Linked DNA regions of Homo sapiens: region 2 is linked to region 1. A link is an interaction called in ENCODE POLR2A ChIA-PET data of the cell type or tissue named here. Cell type or tissue: Caco-2. All regions are shown on one strand. Links, peaks and the distances in the headings refer to the core of each region. The heading gives the core; the rest is flanking DNA. Region 1 has its middle 42 kb from the start of HCCAT5. Region 2 overlaps ZFHX3 (zinc finger homeobox 3).

Region 1 (7,462 bases), core at 3,026-5,525:
GTTCATTACTTTTTAAAGTGTGGAGTATATAGGGAAGAAAATAACAACAAAACAAAACAATAGTTTGTTTTTAAGATGGAGTCTTGCTCTGTCTCTGAGGCTGGAGTGCAATGGAGGTGATCTCAGCTCACGGCAACCTCCGCTGCCCGGGTTCAAGGGATTCTCCTGCCTCAACCTCCCAAGTAGCTGGGATTACAGGCACCTGCCACCAAGCCTGGCTAATTTTTGTATTTTTAGTAGAGACAGGGTTTCGCCATGTTGGCCAGGCTGGTCTCGAACTCCTGACCTCAGGTGATCCACCTGCCTCGGCCTCCCAAAGTGCTGGGATCACAGGGGTGAGCCAACACGCTGGGCCCAGACAGTCTTATTTTAAAATGCAAATGGCTAGGGGCACTATAAGACATTTGTCACCAACCTCTATGCAACTGCCGCTTTGTGCCTGAGCTGGTGGCGCTGGTTCTGGAGTTAGACCCCCTGGGCTCCAATCCAGGTCCTGTCCCTTGCTGGCTCTTGTTAACTTCTTTGTGTCTCAGCTTCTCTATCTGTAAAGTGGGAGTAATAATAGGACTTGTTTTCTAGGGTTGACATGAGAATTCAATGAAAGAACATATGAAAATACCATGAGCACAAGTCAACGCACAGCATTACATAGCAGGACCTGCAAAAGGTCAGCTACTATGCCTGTTATATATAATGAATGCCTAAATATAAATCATTTAAAAAAAACAACTGCCTTTGTGAAGTACTTAATAAACGCAATTCATGGTCCAGAGTGCTTTATGTACATGACTCATACAATCTTTCATTCAACCCTATGGAAGTAGGTTCTAGTAAGAATCCATTTCACAGAGGAGGAAATGAAAAAGCAAAATGTAACTTGTCCAAGGTCATTCAGCTAGCTCAAGCTGGGCTTTGAGGGCACGTCTGATTCTTCCTACTGGACCAGCTAAGTCAGACAGGGTACTTTTAAGAGGGGAACACAGAGAGACAGAGAGACTTTAGGACCCAGAGATACTAGTCAAAGTGTGAGCTGACACAGTGAGCCTCACAGGGTGGGAGGGATATCCAGAGGAGAGGGCGAAAGCATCAAAGGAGCTTTGCCTTTACCTGATTTTGCCTGGGGCCAGTACAAGATCTGATTTCTTTTGTGGTCTCCAATGTTGCCTGCAGCAGGGAGTTACGAAAAGCCACTGGATCCGAGTCCTAAAACTAGGTACTGTATTCCAGTTCTACCACACATTCTATGATCTCGGCAACTCACATTCCTTTCCCAGCAAGTTGCATTTTCTGGGAAATGGGGATCAAAAATCTTGGCTCACCTACCTCCTGGAGCTGTTGTGAGGCTCACATGTTTGGGGATGTTTAACTGCTCGGTTAACTAGAAAGCACTGCACAGAGATGCTAGGTATTATTATTGGCTTGATGCCTCCCTGTGATGCAAGAGGGATGAGGGTCCGGTGCAGTGGCTCACACCTGTAATCCCAGTGCTTTAGGAGACCGAGGTGGGAAGATTGCTTGAGGCCAGGAGTTCAAGACCAGCCTGGGCAACATAGTGAAACCCCATCTCTACAAAAATTTAAAAATTAGCCCCATGAGGTGGCACACAACTGTAGTCCCAGCTACTCCGGAGGCTGATGTCAGAGGATCACTTGAGCCCAGGAGAATGAAGCTACAGTGAGCTTTGATTGTATCACTGCACTCTAGCCTGGGTGACAGAGCAAGACTCTGTCTCAAAAAAAAGAGTGGAGAGGGGATGCACTTGGTCCTTTAAAACTTTGATTTAGAGAGGACCCAAACTTGTGCCTCCCTGGAGAAAACTTTATGGTGTCAGAGATCCTGGGATTGTCTGGAATCAATTCAAGAAGAGGGAAGGAGACTGGGAGCCTCGTGGATGAAGGTATTATGATAGCAGGTTTCAGGAACACGCCGTAATCAGCTCTCTCTTCTCTGTAGTTCCACTCCTAGCAATTTGGGGCCAGCTGGGGACTGGATGATGTCCTCTCTGATGCATTGGAATTTGTCCTGCTTCATGGTCTGGTCTGCTATAGGACCACATATCACACAGAGACACAAAGCAATTGACAGCATCCCGGCCGTTTCTTACAGATCCCATATCCTGTGTCTAGGCTGTATTTCAGGCCAACTTTTAGTGAAGTGGATCAATGCTTGAAGCACATAATGTAACATGATTCTTCAAGGGTTTGATTAATCGTGTCACAGTCACAGCCTCAGTTCAGGTTCAACCTTTTAAAAGTTTTATTATTGTATAAAGTGATCAATCAGGAGGAGAGGGAAGACAAATGCTCGATGTTGGCCATCTCTCCCTCTCGTCTTCGTCAGCAAGTGTTCTTCTCCTGGTCGGTTTGGCCGATCGTGATGGAGAAATTCATGAAGATGCATGGCACAGCAAAATATGGATCACCAAAGAGTGCTCTGAGTGGAAGGCCAGCTGCTCCAGTGATGAGCAACCTTGGCAACACATGGGAGGCCCCTGGGGTGTTTTAAGAAGTTCAGAGCCCTGTATTTCACCCACAGAAGTTCTGATGCTTTTGGTCTAGGGCATGGTCTGGGCATCTCTTGGGAATTCTAATGTGTAACTGAGTGTTACGGTGGAATTATGTCCATAACCCCCAGTATCCCAGAATGTGACTGTATTTAGAGATAAGACCTTTAAAGAGGTAATTCGGGGCTGGGCGTGGTGGCTTACGCCAGTAATCCCAGCACTTTGGGAGGCTGAGGTGGGTGGATCACCTGAAGTCAGGAGTTCAAGACCAGCCTGGCCAACATGGTGAAACCCCGTCTCTACTAAAAATACAAAAATTAGCCAGGTGTGGTGGCGAGTGCCTGTAGTCCCAGCTACTCGGGAGGCTGAGGCGGGAGAATTACTTGAGACTCTGTCTCAAAAAAAAAAGAGGTCATTAGGGTAAATTGAGGGCATATGGGTGGACCCTAATCCAATAAGACTGGTGTCCTTTTAAGAAGAGGAGATTCGGACACAGACACATAGAGCAAAGACCATGTGAACACTCTGGAGGAAGATGGCCAGCTATAAGCCAAGACGAGAGGCCTCAGAAGAAACCAGTCCTGCCAACACCTTGATCTTGGGCTTCTGGCCTGCAGAATTATGAGAAAATAAATTTCTGTCATTGAAGCCACCTAATTTGTGGTACTTTCTTTGTGGTATTTTGGGGGTTCCTGTCCACCAATTTCTGTTTTCTCCATCTCCAGATCCCTTTCTTGGGACATACCCTGTTAGAAGCTGCTCTCACAGTAATCCCCAAGAAAGTATTAGCTGAACTTAATGTTTTAGCCCTCCCACAAGTGCCTGCATTTTAATATGGGATTCGTACCTGGAGTAATCTAGGTAGCTGAGATGCATTTGGACTGATGGCTTTCCAGTCATAATTGCTGTAGTGATAGCCGATACTTATTATGTGCCAAATACTGTTCCAAGTGCTCTGTGTCTATCTATATCTATGTCTACGCCTATATCTAATATTCATTCGTTGAATCCCCCCAGTAGCCCTATGAGGTAGGTGTGCTTAAAAGAGGAAGCTGAGGCACAAAAGGGTTGAGTAATGTATCCAAGGTCTCACAGATAGTAAATGGTAGAGCTACGATTTGAACCCAGCAAGTCTGACTTCAGGTACCATGCTTTTAACCACTCACAACTCAGATGACCTCAATGGCCCCTAGCAGGATCGGAACAGACTTTGAGGACTAGCTTTGTTTTTCTAACAATAGCTGTTAGTGACCTTCCGTGTTAGTCTCCCCACCTCTTTTTTTTTTTTTTTTTTTTTTTTTTTTTTAAGAGACAGTCTTCCTCTGTCGCCCAGGCTGGCATGCAGTGGCGTTATCACGGCTCAGTCCTGGTCTCAAGTGATCCTTCTGCCTCAGCCTCCCTAACAGTTGCGACCACAGGCACGTGTCACCACACCCAGCTAACTAAACATTTTTTTTTTTTTAGATATGGGGCCTTGCTGTATTGCCCAGGCTGGTCTTGAACACCTGGGCTCAAGTGATCCTCCTGCCTCAGGCTCCCAAAGTGCTGGGATTACAGGTATGCCCCACTGCACCTGGCTCCCTGTTAGTTCTTATTTCTCTATTTCTAAGTCCCTGAGACAGTACCCACTGTGGGAGATTTTTTTTTAATTGTTTCCAAATATTACCCTTCCTTATGGGAGGATTATCCTTCTCCCATCTCATCAACATCAGACTTGGCCATGTGACTTGCTTTGGCTGCCAATAAAATGTAAGAGGAGGTGATGTTTGCTACTTTTGAGCAGAAATTTTAGAAGTCATCATGTGATTTTTTCTCTTCTCCCTTCTAGCATGAGAATGCTTTGAAGTCAGGCCCAAGCAGCAACTTCAGCTCAGGTCTCAGAATAAAGACAAAATAGAGAGGAGATGCAATCAACCTGTGTTGATTGAACAAAAATGTATCTTTGTTGCAAACCACTGAGACTCAGGGGTTTTTTGTTACTGCATCATTACTTAGTAAAAACAGACTGATACACTCTCTGAATACCAATATATTTAAGTGAAATGCCAGGACTGTTGTAAGGATAATATCTTTAATCAATAAGCATACTCTTAAATAACCAATAAACTGTATTATAGCTTATCCAAGAAATCTTGCAATAGAGCTTTCTGCCCTCTGTGAATACTTTCTATGCATCTATCCATCTCCATCTCAGAAGGCTAAAAGATCATAAACCCTTGCCTAGCTCAGTACACACCGAGTTCATTCACCAGCTCAATATGTACAAAGAGAATCAGAAAGAACAGATGGAGCAGACTAAATGTTATTTTAGGTTCCAGGACATTGGATAGAATGGGAGAGAAAAAGGATTTATTTTCTTTCGTGGATGGGAATTAGTACAAAGGCCTGATGAGACTGTCCCTTATCCAAGGACAGAGAATAAAAGAACTCTTCAATGTAAATTATCCATTCCAAGCTTTCGACCCTGCTGCCATTTTTAGTTCCGAATCGCTCACTTCTCTGAGAGGTTGCAAACTTATGACCTATGAACTGAATGTGGCCTGTGGAAGTCTTTTCACATACCAAAGAAAACACTATTCTATGTGCGGATGTTCGAATCAAATTGATTGCCAACAATCAAAATTTGAGATATTTCAGGTTAAAAAAAATAGTTCCAGCTTCTCTTAATTGAAAGCCTTGGTTACACTGGGCTTAGGAAACTTCAACTAAAGTTGAGTAGCAGCTGCCTTTTAGGCTGGGCATGGTTTCCACGGTCCCTACCTCTCCCTATTGCCTTATACTAGGCTCACTTCACTTATTTATATTCTTTTTTTTTTTTTTGAGACAGAATCTCGCTTTGTCGCCCAGGCTGGAGTACAGTGGTGCGATCTCGGCTCACTGCAACCTCCACCTCCTGGGTTCAAGCAATTCCCCTGCCTCAGCCTCCTGAGTAGCTGGGATTACAGGCACACGCCACCATGCCCAGCTAATTTTTGTATTTTTAGTAGAGACGGGGTTTAACCATGTTGGTCAGGATGGTCTCGAAATCCTGAACTTGTGATCCGCCCTCCTCGGCCTCCTAAAGTGCTGGGATTACAGGCGTGATTATTTGTATTATTTGCATAATCCATGGAGCCACTTGAGTTTGCCACCTTGAGTATCAATTAACTCCTTTCCTTTCCTTTTTCTTGTCCTTCTTTTATTCCTATGTCTTCCACAGTAAACAAGGAGATCTTGGGGACTCCATTTTTGCCACTCTGAGGACATCACTCTTCTGCCTTGTTTTTGGAATTTGGGGTGACCCAAACTTGACAGTCCAGTTCTTTGGTTCCCAAAGAGCTTCATTCTAAACTATCTATTAGGTTGGTGCAAAAGTCATTGCAGTTTTTGCCATTAAAAGTAATGGCCAACGGGAGCGGTGGCTCATGCCTGTAATCCCAACACTCTGGGAGGCCAAAGCAGACAGATCACTTGAGGTCAGGAGTTCGAGACCAGCCTGGCAAACATGGTGAAACCTCGTCTCTACTAAAAACACCAAAAATTAGTCAGGCATGGTGGTGCATGCCTGTAGTCCCAGCTACTTGGGAGGCTGAGGTGGGAGGATCACTTGAACCCAGGAGGCAGAGGTTGCAGTGAGCTGAGACTGCACCAACTGCCCTACACGCTGGGTGACAGAGCAAGACTCTGCCTCAAAAAAAAAAAAAAAAAAAAAAAAAGTAATGGCCAAAACTGCAATGACTTTTGCACCAATCAAATAAGACAATTCTAGGGGTGCAGGGAAGAAATGCTTTCTGCTGGAGATTCTGACAATGTTTATCTAACAGCTTCTACAATACTTGGTGATTTGCATACTTGTGTAGCTAGCAGGTCTTGGAGCAGCATAAGCCTCCTGCCTACTAGATAATTCTGTTGCTTAACAAACCATAACAGCTTTGATTACATGGAAAATGCTAGCAGTAAATGATTGGAAAATGATTTTACTGTTTTCTGTTATGGAAACTCACATGTAGGAACATTATGGAACTGTCTTGAAATTTCTTTTGCCTTCTAAATATAAAATCACTAGACTTTGATATTTCAGCAATTCTACATTTTAAAATATCAGAGCTGATGAGATCGATACTGCTTTGTAGATACCTACACTGCAGAGAGCTAGCCAGTGCTATCTGGATAAAGTAGACAGTAGGTAGGCATTTGCAAGCCTCTCTCACCTACCCCTTTCTTTTTCTGCACCAGATTCATTGCTATACTGACCTCTCATTGACTGAAACTTTACATCAAGGCTCAGGGACTGTAAACCCACCGCAGCTTGGAATATGGAATATGGATGTTGAGATACACACTTCAGTTCCTGAACTCAGTAATGAAATCGCCCCCAGAGTTCTCATGCCAGCATTCAGCTAGCTGCAACTTTCTCCTGCTTGCCTTCTAAGGAGATTAAGAACGGGCATTTTATTTTGTTTCCGTTTTAGTTTATTTGAAGGTTTTATGATGTCTTGGTTGAGTGGCTCGTGGGACTTGCAAATAAACATGCTGCCTTTAAAAATGGCAAGTTGTTTTTATTTATTTCTTTTAGGTGCCCAGTGACCTCCGGGTATATTAGGCAGCTTTAAATTATAATTAAAATAATAACTGTGGTCCTAAAACAGTAATAGATGTTGAATGATACAAACACCAAATTAGGATGTTCAGAAAATCTGTATGAAGGAAGCCAGAGAAAGCATGGAATTAAAAAAATTATCTTTGTGGCAGGACCAAAGGAAACTTATCTCAAACAGCAGCTTTGTTATAATGCTTTTGTTTTGTTTTGCCTTCCTATAAGGCTACTCAAAATTTTTTTTGTATTTGCTAGATTTGGGGTATTGGGGGGTGGGGGAATATCCAGTTCTTTAGTTGATCTTGCTATGACTTTGCCGACAGAAGGAAATAATGAAAATTGCTTGTCATCGGAGAAAATCCCTGTATTCTAATGATTTCTTG
Region 2 (7,462 bases), core at 2,346-4,845, 98 kb before region 1:
GGAGGACAGTCATTGGAACCACAGGGGCCTAATACCCATTTGTATTCACACTCAGACCCTTTAAGCATATAAAACCGGAGAGGTTGAACTGTTTACATTCACCTAATGCTCCAGTAAACAAATCAGAGCCCCAGTGGAGGGGGTTTCAGGCAGGGCTGCGGCCAGACCCCACTGGGTGCCAGGCAGCAGGAGCAGGATGGGGAAGGAAGAAGGTAGATGCATGGAAAACAGAAGCCAGGCTCTCATCCCAACCCACTCAAGTTTCTCCCCAAGCCTGGGCCCTCCTTGACCCCACGCGACAGGGGAGCAGCCCTTCCAGGCCTGAGCTCCACCACCCTCCATGGACAGGTGACCTCAGCTGCCAGACACCTCCTTACCCCCTACCCCCAGTACCCTGGAGCCCTGCCAGCACCCCCACATAACCCACCAATGACCTGGAGAGGAGGACAGAAGAGGAACGGCCTTGCAAAGCACCTGGAGAAAAAGGGGTTAAATGCCCAGTGTCTGACTGAGGGAGAAACTTCCCCTCCCTTCCAGGCGCCTCCGAGGGTTCGTCCTCAACTACTATTGTTATTCAAGAACTGCGTCTTAGCTGAGCAGCTCCCCCGCCGCCCCCCAGCACTGGGTCTTGACAGAAGTGAAGCGGGGCTGCCTGGTGTCCCAGCACAGGGCCTGATCATATCCTCTAAAACGTGAACAGTTTCAACTTGACTGGGGGGAAAGGGGGCAGGCGGGGGGTGGGGGGGGACTGGCACTCCTTTTAAATGCAGATTTGAACTTTTCACCCGGGGTCAGACAGCTGCGATGCTCTGTCCCCAGCAGAGGCCAGCGCCGGGGCCCCTTCCACCTCACACTTTCACAGTTTTTTTCCTGCCTGCCAGGAGGCCAGCCTGTTAAAGGAATTCGATACCTCCCTCCCTCCAAACCCAAATCCACACCCGCTTCTCAGCTTACCAGGGGCACAAATCCCACTGGCATCCTAGAGGAGAGCCTCAAATCGTAGGAGGCTGGCTGGGTGCTCTGGGAACAGCAATGGCAAAGGAAAATTGTTGTTGTCACATGTATTGACCAAGGAACGCTAAGGTCAACAGTGAGAAGACTCCAGGACTTCCCGGCCGCTCTGAAAGCATCTGAAAGCAGCATCTTCTCTAGGGTACATTTCACAGTGGCGCTTTCTGCTAGAAGCCAGCAGACAGTTCTCCTTGCTATTTCACTGAGAAGAGCTGTAATGGTACCAAGGCTGAAATCATTTAGTTTTGAAAAGAAGTCACTTCTGGGTGAACAAGAAAAACTGTAACGAACTTAAAAAAAAAAAAAAGTCTAGGATGGGACTGCTTGCCTCCATTACACCCCTGATTCTCATGGACAAGGTTGTTTCTGAGTTTTCCATGTCACCCTCTGTCCCTCCATTTCTCCTCCTCCAATGGGAGACGCCCACTGGTCCTCGACTAGGGAAGGTTTCCATTCCGCGGCATCAAGATAAGGCAAGAAAGCAGAAATCCAAATAAACACTAAGAGAAGAAGGCGAGGGGAAGTTTCTTGCTGGAATCGGTGACCCTCCCAACAGTGGCAGCTCCTACAACTCTCATCTTGGGGGGCACTAGAGCCTCTAAGAGAAAGTCCCCTCCAAGCAATGCACCACACAGTCCCTGGACTAGCCAAACCGGAAGCCTGTGTGTGTGGTGCTAGAAATGACTGTGAAGTCAGAAAAACCACACCAATTACCTACAGGTAGAAGGTTCTAGATTCATGCCTTCCTCCTGCCCCAAACTAGCAACCCACCACGGAGAGGGTGAAACGAGCATTTCTAGAGGCTCCCTGCAGCCCTGTCTGTGATTTCAGTAATATACATGAAGCAGTAAGTCTGTTGTAACAAACACACTAGCACTCACAGGAATGAATGAGAGTGGGGCTGTCCCCTGAGGAGGTGGCCCGTGCCTTGCTGCCACTGCTGGTCTTCTGCCTCTGGGAAGGTTTTCACAGTCAGGTGAGCACCCCCACCTGTACGCCAGGAAGCAGTTTACAGAACACTGGCACCCCAATGTCACAGTTCTATCTCCTAACAATCTCATGAGCATGTCGGGGGAGCCAGGCATTTCTGACCAAACCCGCTGTGTGCAGACTGAGCCTGCACCCATTCCCCAGTAAATGCAAGCAGCTGGTCACAGGGGTGATGGCTGACTTGGCTCCATCAACAGAATGTCTCAGAAGAGCACAGGGCAGCAATCTTTTATTCCAGAGCTGCACCATCCACTAGGTAGCCACCGACCCTTGTCACTACCGAGCCTGTGACATGTGGCTTGTCTCGATAGAGATGTGCTGAAGGTATAAAAATACAGGACTCCAAAGATTTGGTACAAAAAAAAGGGATGTAAAATATCTCATTAATAGTTTTATTAATATTGATTACCTGTGGAAATGATAACCTTTTGGATATACTGGGCTAAATGTATTATGAAAATTCATTCCACCTGTTTCTCATTGTTTAATGTGACTAATAGAAAATCTAAAATTACCTACGTGGCTTACACTGTATTTCTACTGGATGGTCCTGTTTCAGAACCTCTGCCTGTCTTTCAACTTCAGATTCAGGCGGGATTCTAAGTGTTCTCGGATATGACTGAGACAGACTTCTCTTGTCTGTCTTGAACATCTCCCTAAAGCTACAATGTACTGGCTCCCAAATGATACTTTTAAATGGGCTGAACAATCTTAGTATCCAACAACTCACTGCCAAACTCAAGTATAAACTAAGAAAAAATAAATCACTTCTGGGACCCACAGCGTGCTTTTAAAAAATAATAATAGGCCAGGCATTGTGGCTCACACCTGTAATCCTAGCACTTTGGGAGGCCGAGGCAGGTGGATCACTTGAGCTCAGGAGTTCGAGACTAGCCTGGCCAACATGGCAAAACCCCGTCTCTACTAAAAATACAAAACAAAACAAAAATTAGCCGGGCATGGTGGAAAACCAGCCCACGCTGGTAGTCCCAGCTACTCGGGAGGCTGAGGCAGGAGGACTACTTGAACCCAGGAGGAGGAAGGCACAGTGAGCTGAGATTGTGCCACTGGATTCCAGCCTGGGAGACAGAGTGAGACCCTGTCTCAAAAACAAAATAAAAATAAGTCATTTACTGTGGTTTAATACCAGGACTACCCACGAGGCTTGTCCAAAAGTAAGCCGTCTCCTACTCCAGCCTGATTTCTTACTATCAAGAGAAGACTTCTCCCTTTTAACTGCCCTTCTGTAAAATATGCCCAGCAGGGGCCTGGTGTCCACCTTCTCCCCCACCCCATACACACATACCACACAGCACACGCGTGCGCGCGCATAGACAGACTCTCTCTCTCTCTGTCTCTCTCTCTCTCTACAACTGGGGAGGGCTGCGGGAGGAAGGTGCAGGCAGCACAGATGTGGCCCCTTTCCTATTAGAAAGTCCCTATTCTGCCACTAGGGATCACAAGGCCAGTCTCATTTCTCTATGTAAATGAACTTTTTAGCCACCTCCTCAAAGAAGAAAAGCTGCACAGATGCGGAAGGCCGGTCCAGAGGCACACAATTACAGCCATTTGCATTCCTCCAGCAGCCGGATTAGCACAGGAATGCGCTCTGCCGCTTTGTGGGGGGAAAAGGAGTTTAGGAAGAAAGGGATGGGTGGGGGGATGTATTTCTCCCTGGTCTGTCCACCCAAAGCTCTATGATACGCTTCCACTTCTGTGAGAGTCAGAAAGTGGAAATAACTCCTGCTCAGCTTCTAAAGAGGGGGAGGTTGAAAAGGCGCAGGGAGGAGGAGGGAGGTGGAGGTAGAGGGTAGAGGAAGAGGAGGGGAGAGGGGCCGGCAGGAGAGAGGGAGGAGGGGGACTGGGTGTATCAGGGGAACTGCCCCTCCCGGCGCTTTGATCCCCTCGGTCGGTCGCTAGGAGAAACCAACTTTTCTCCTTGGGTTAATCAAAACCAAATTACTCAGGAATGTGGCAGGACAGGTCTGAACTTCCAGGTCCCTTTGTCTTTGAGGATTTAAAATGAAAAAAAATAAAATTGTTAAAGCAGATGGCCGTGGCCTACTCAAGAGGTGAAGCGAAGAGTCTGAGGGAAGTCAGACCACATCTCTCACCCTCCAAAAAAACACACCCGCAAACTTCCTATGCCAATTTATTGTGAGAGAAGTTATTTTTGTAGACAACATCCAAAAATCAGAAGAACTGCCCATTTCATCCTTACTGCTGCGCAAATAAAAGACCCTCACCCCACCCTCCCATCAACTATACCTTGTCAAAGTACAAATACAAGAGAACCCCAGATTTAAGATACACCCGTATATCACAACCCGACTATTAAAAGCGGAGTCCAAACTAGCTCAAGAACATACGTTTTCCAAACACAAAGTTTGGGAGTATTTTTCAGTGTAAAGTTCTTCCTTAGGAATACTGGGGTAAGGAGGTATTCAAATATCCGGTTGCTATTCAAATGCATCCATGAAATTTCATGGTTACTGTAAAATTCTGCATCTCTTTAAGTTCTAAGAAAAGCGGTTTTTAGGGAATGACTCAGAGGAGATATGAAATGTCCCACTGAGTGACATAAGATCCCACTGCTCATCTGTCGTCTAGAAAAAGCGAAGAACCTGCCACCCAGGGCTGTTCTGTTTACTAGGAAAGTCTGCTGGGTGTGCTGGCCAGCCCGGCGACAGTTTCAATAAGTCAAGAGGCAACAGGAAAAAGCTGACCTCAGAGATGAAAGAAACCTGGGGCTTGGAGCTATATTAAGGCCTCCACACCTCCTCCCCGGCTCACAGCTCTGGCAAGCTTGTGGCACTGTACAAGATGGGGGCCTGCACTTCAGGCTCCTGGAAACTCTAGAATGCAACACCCTGGCATGTGCTATCATTAGGGACAGTAAAAAGTGACACAGCCCAGGGCACCCAGGAGCAGAAATATGAACAGCCCTTCGTGTGTTATAAAATGCTGCTATGCTTCACTGTAAAACCTGGCTGACCCCCATGTCCCCCACCCACCCAAAAAAGATAAAATAAACAAACAGAGCACCACCGGTTAAGCTATAGAGCCAGGATTCAAAAGATAAAGTGAGACCAACACACAGCCATGACTACCAGCTTGCCATAAATCGTAACTGGCCCCAGGCATACGGTTATCTGGGAAGCTGCACACCAACTTTTAAAATACTCTTCACCTTATCTTTAAGCCCAGTCAAACACACACATACATCACCCTTCTTAGATCTCGGCCATTAGTATTCCATTTAGACTTTCCAAAACAAGGTCATCCCAGAGGGTCCTTCCCCTCTTTCCAGTCACAGCTGTGGACTTTCATCCCCTTGTCCAACAAAAGGGACCTTGTACACAAAATTAACCTGAAGCATTAGTCTGTGTGGTGCGAGAGTCCACGGGGCCCTCGGGATATTGACTCCCCCACCCCCCCAACTATCCAGGCTCAGCCCAAAATCCTGTCTAGAGGGCTTCCCCACTGTGGAGGCTGGGGGAGCTTCCCTAGAGATTAGAGACCCTGCCCCTTCAGAATCCGCTTCTCAGCTGCAGCTGTGCAGCCAAGGAAGGCCTTACCTTTCAGAGAATAAACAGAAGAAAAAAACTTCCTCCCTGACTCAGTAACAGTAGAAAACGACCTGACGTCATGGCTGCAAAGGCCCAGAATCATCTGAGAACTAAGCCATCCAATATGACGGCCACAACTGCACGCGGCTTCTGAGCACTGGACATGGGGCTGGTTCTGAGCGTTGAGACCAGAACATCATGGTGAAATCGTGGGTTGCTGAAAATATCTGTTTTAAAGTTAATTCCACCTGTTTCTTTTTACTTTTTATGAATGACTACTAGGAAATGTACAATTACATATAAGCTTGTACTCTCTCTCTCTCTCTCTCTATTGGACAGCACTAGAGAGGTGCAAATGTTACCACCTCAAGTGCTAGCACATTACCATGCTCTAAAAGGAAAGACTCTTCCTTTTTATTACTATTATTATTATTATTATTATTATTATTGAGTCGGGATGTCACTCTGTCACCCAGGCTGGAGTGCAGTGGCACAATCACGGCTCAATGCAGCCTCTACTTCCTGGGCTCAAGCAATCCACCCACCTCAGCCTCCCGAGTAGCTAGGAATACAGGCGTGCACCACCACGCCCGGCTAATTTTTGTATTTTTTTTGTAGAGACAAGGTCTTGCCATGTTGCTAAGGCTGGCCTCGAACCCCTGGGCTCAAACCTCTGGGCTCAAGAGATCCTCCTGCCTCAGCCTCTTGAGTGGCTGGGACTACAGGCACATGCCACCGAGCCTAGCTAATTAAAAAAAAAAAAAAAAAGTTTGTAGAGACAGGGTCTCCCTATGTTGCCCAGGCAGGTCTCAAGCCCCTGAGCTCAAGCAATCCGCCTGCCTCTGCCTCCCAAAGTGCTGAGATTACAGGCTTGAGCCACCACACCCAGCCCAGATTCTTCATTTTTAAATGCCAAAAAGACCAGTGTAAAATTGAGCAAACAGCATCATCTGGTATCAGGTGGAATCACATACGCAGAGGCTGCTCAACTCCCAGGCTGCAGTGAAGGTGTCTAAATGGGGGGAGTGGCCGGGAACCTGCCATTGTTTTAGACCAGGAGAAGCAAATGTAACCTCTATTTCAGGTGTTCTTAACTGGAGGCGATTTTGCCTCCCCAAGGGACAGTGGGCAATTCCTGCAGACATTTTTGATTGTCACATCAAGGGAAGAAGGTGCTACTGGCATCTAGTGGGGAGATGCCAGGGATACTAAATGTCCTACAATGCACAAGGTGGCCCACTCCCCCCAAAAACAATTATCCCCAAACATCAACAGTGCCAACACACAACCAGGAAGTGACCAGGCCTGAGATCCACCCAAGTATCTCTTTTTTTATTTTTTTATTTTTAGTAGAGATGGAGTTTCACCACGTTGCCCAAGCTGATCTCAAACTCCTGAGGTCAGGCAATCCTGCCTAGGCCTACCAAAGTGCTGGGATTACAGGCATGAGCCACCATGCACAACCCAAGCAAATTTTTAATACTCAGATATCCAGGAGCAGGAGGGGACATCCCTTTGCAAAATGGCTTCTCTCCAGAGCTCGGAACTGGTCATAAGTTTGAGCGGTATAAGCAATGTGAGGAAATGAAAATACTACTAATAATTTAAAAACTATAATCGCTTTGTCGCCAGACTGGGTTGAGTGTCAAGGGTTGATTATGTCTGGGCAGCTCTGTTTTTCAAGCTAGTAGGTAAACATGGGGCTTAAAACTCAAAGCAACATAAGGCAGGCTCCCCCACAAGCAAGAGTAGGCCTCTAACAGAGAGTCTGAACTGGGGGAGTCACTGGCATGCCCAGTTCACCATGCCTGACCACACAGGCTAGGCCTGGGTGCCTGTGACAGGCAACGGAGCAGCAAAGGAGCTGTGATGGGGCCTGCAGGTATAGGAAG

What was found. Peaks named below come from ENCODE experiments on the same cell type or tissue, not always from the same donor. Only the 100,000 strongest peaks of a DNase experiment are listed, where the experiment ranks them.
Region 2: POLR2A ChIA-PET joins it to region 1 with 10 read pairs; 2 of 35 experiments call an interaction of 5 or more read pairs at or near these places.

Annotation. Positions count from the first base shown.
Region 1 is chr16:73,130,553-73,138,014 of GRCh38, forward strand. It overlaps a transcript of ZFHX3 not described here. Among named protein-coding and RNA genes, the nearest start is that of HCCAT5, 42 kb to the left of the region's middle. In Caco-2, for the core only: no CTCF peak of the experiment used is centred there; no DNase peak of the experiment used is centred there.
Region 2 is chr16:73,032,797-73,040,258 of GRCh38, forward strand. The region is part of intron 1 of ZFHX3 (zinc finger homeobox 3); the gene reads right to left. Among named protein-coding and RNA genes, the nearest start is that of ZFHX3, 12 kb to the right of the region's middle. RefSeq lists enhancers at 1-313, 249-418, 2,655-3,509, 3,510-4,362, 7,416-7,462. In Caco-2, for the core only: CTCF peaks have their summits at 3,390 and 3,589; DNase peaks (open chromatin) are centred at 3,475, 3,895 and 4,755; H3K4me3 peaks cover 911 bases.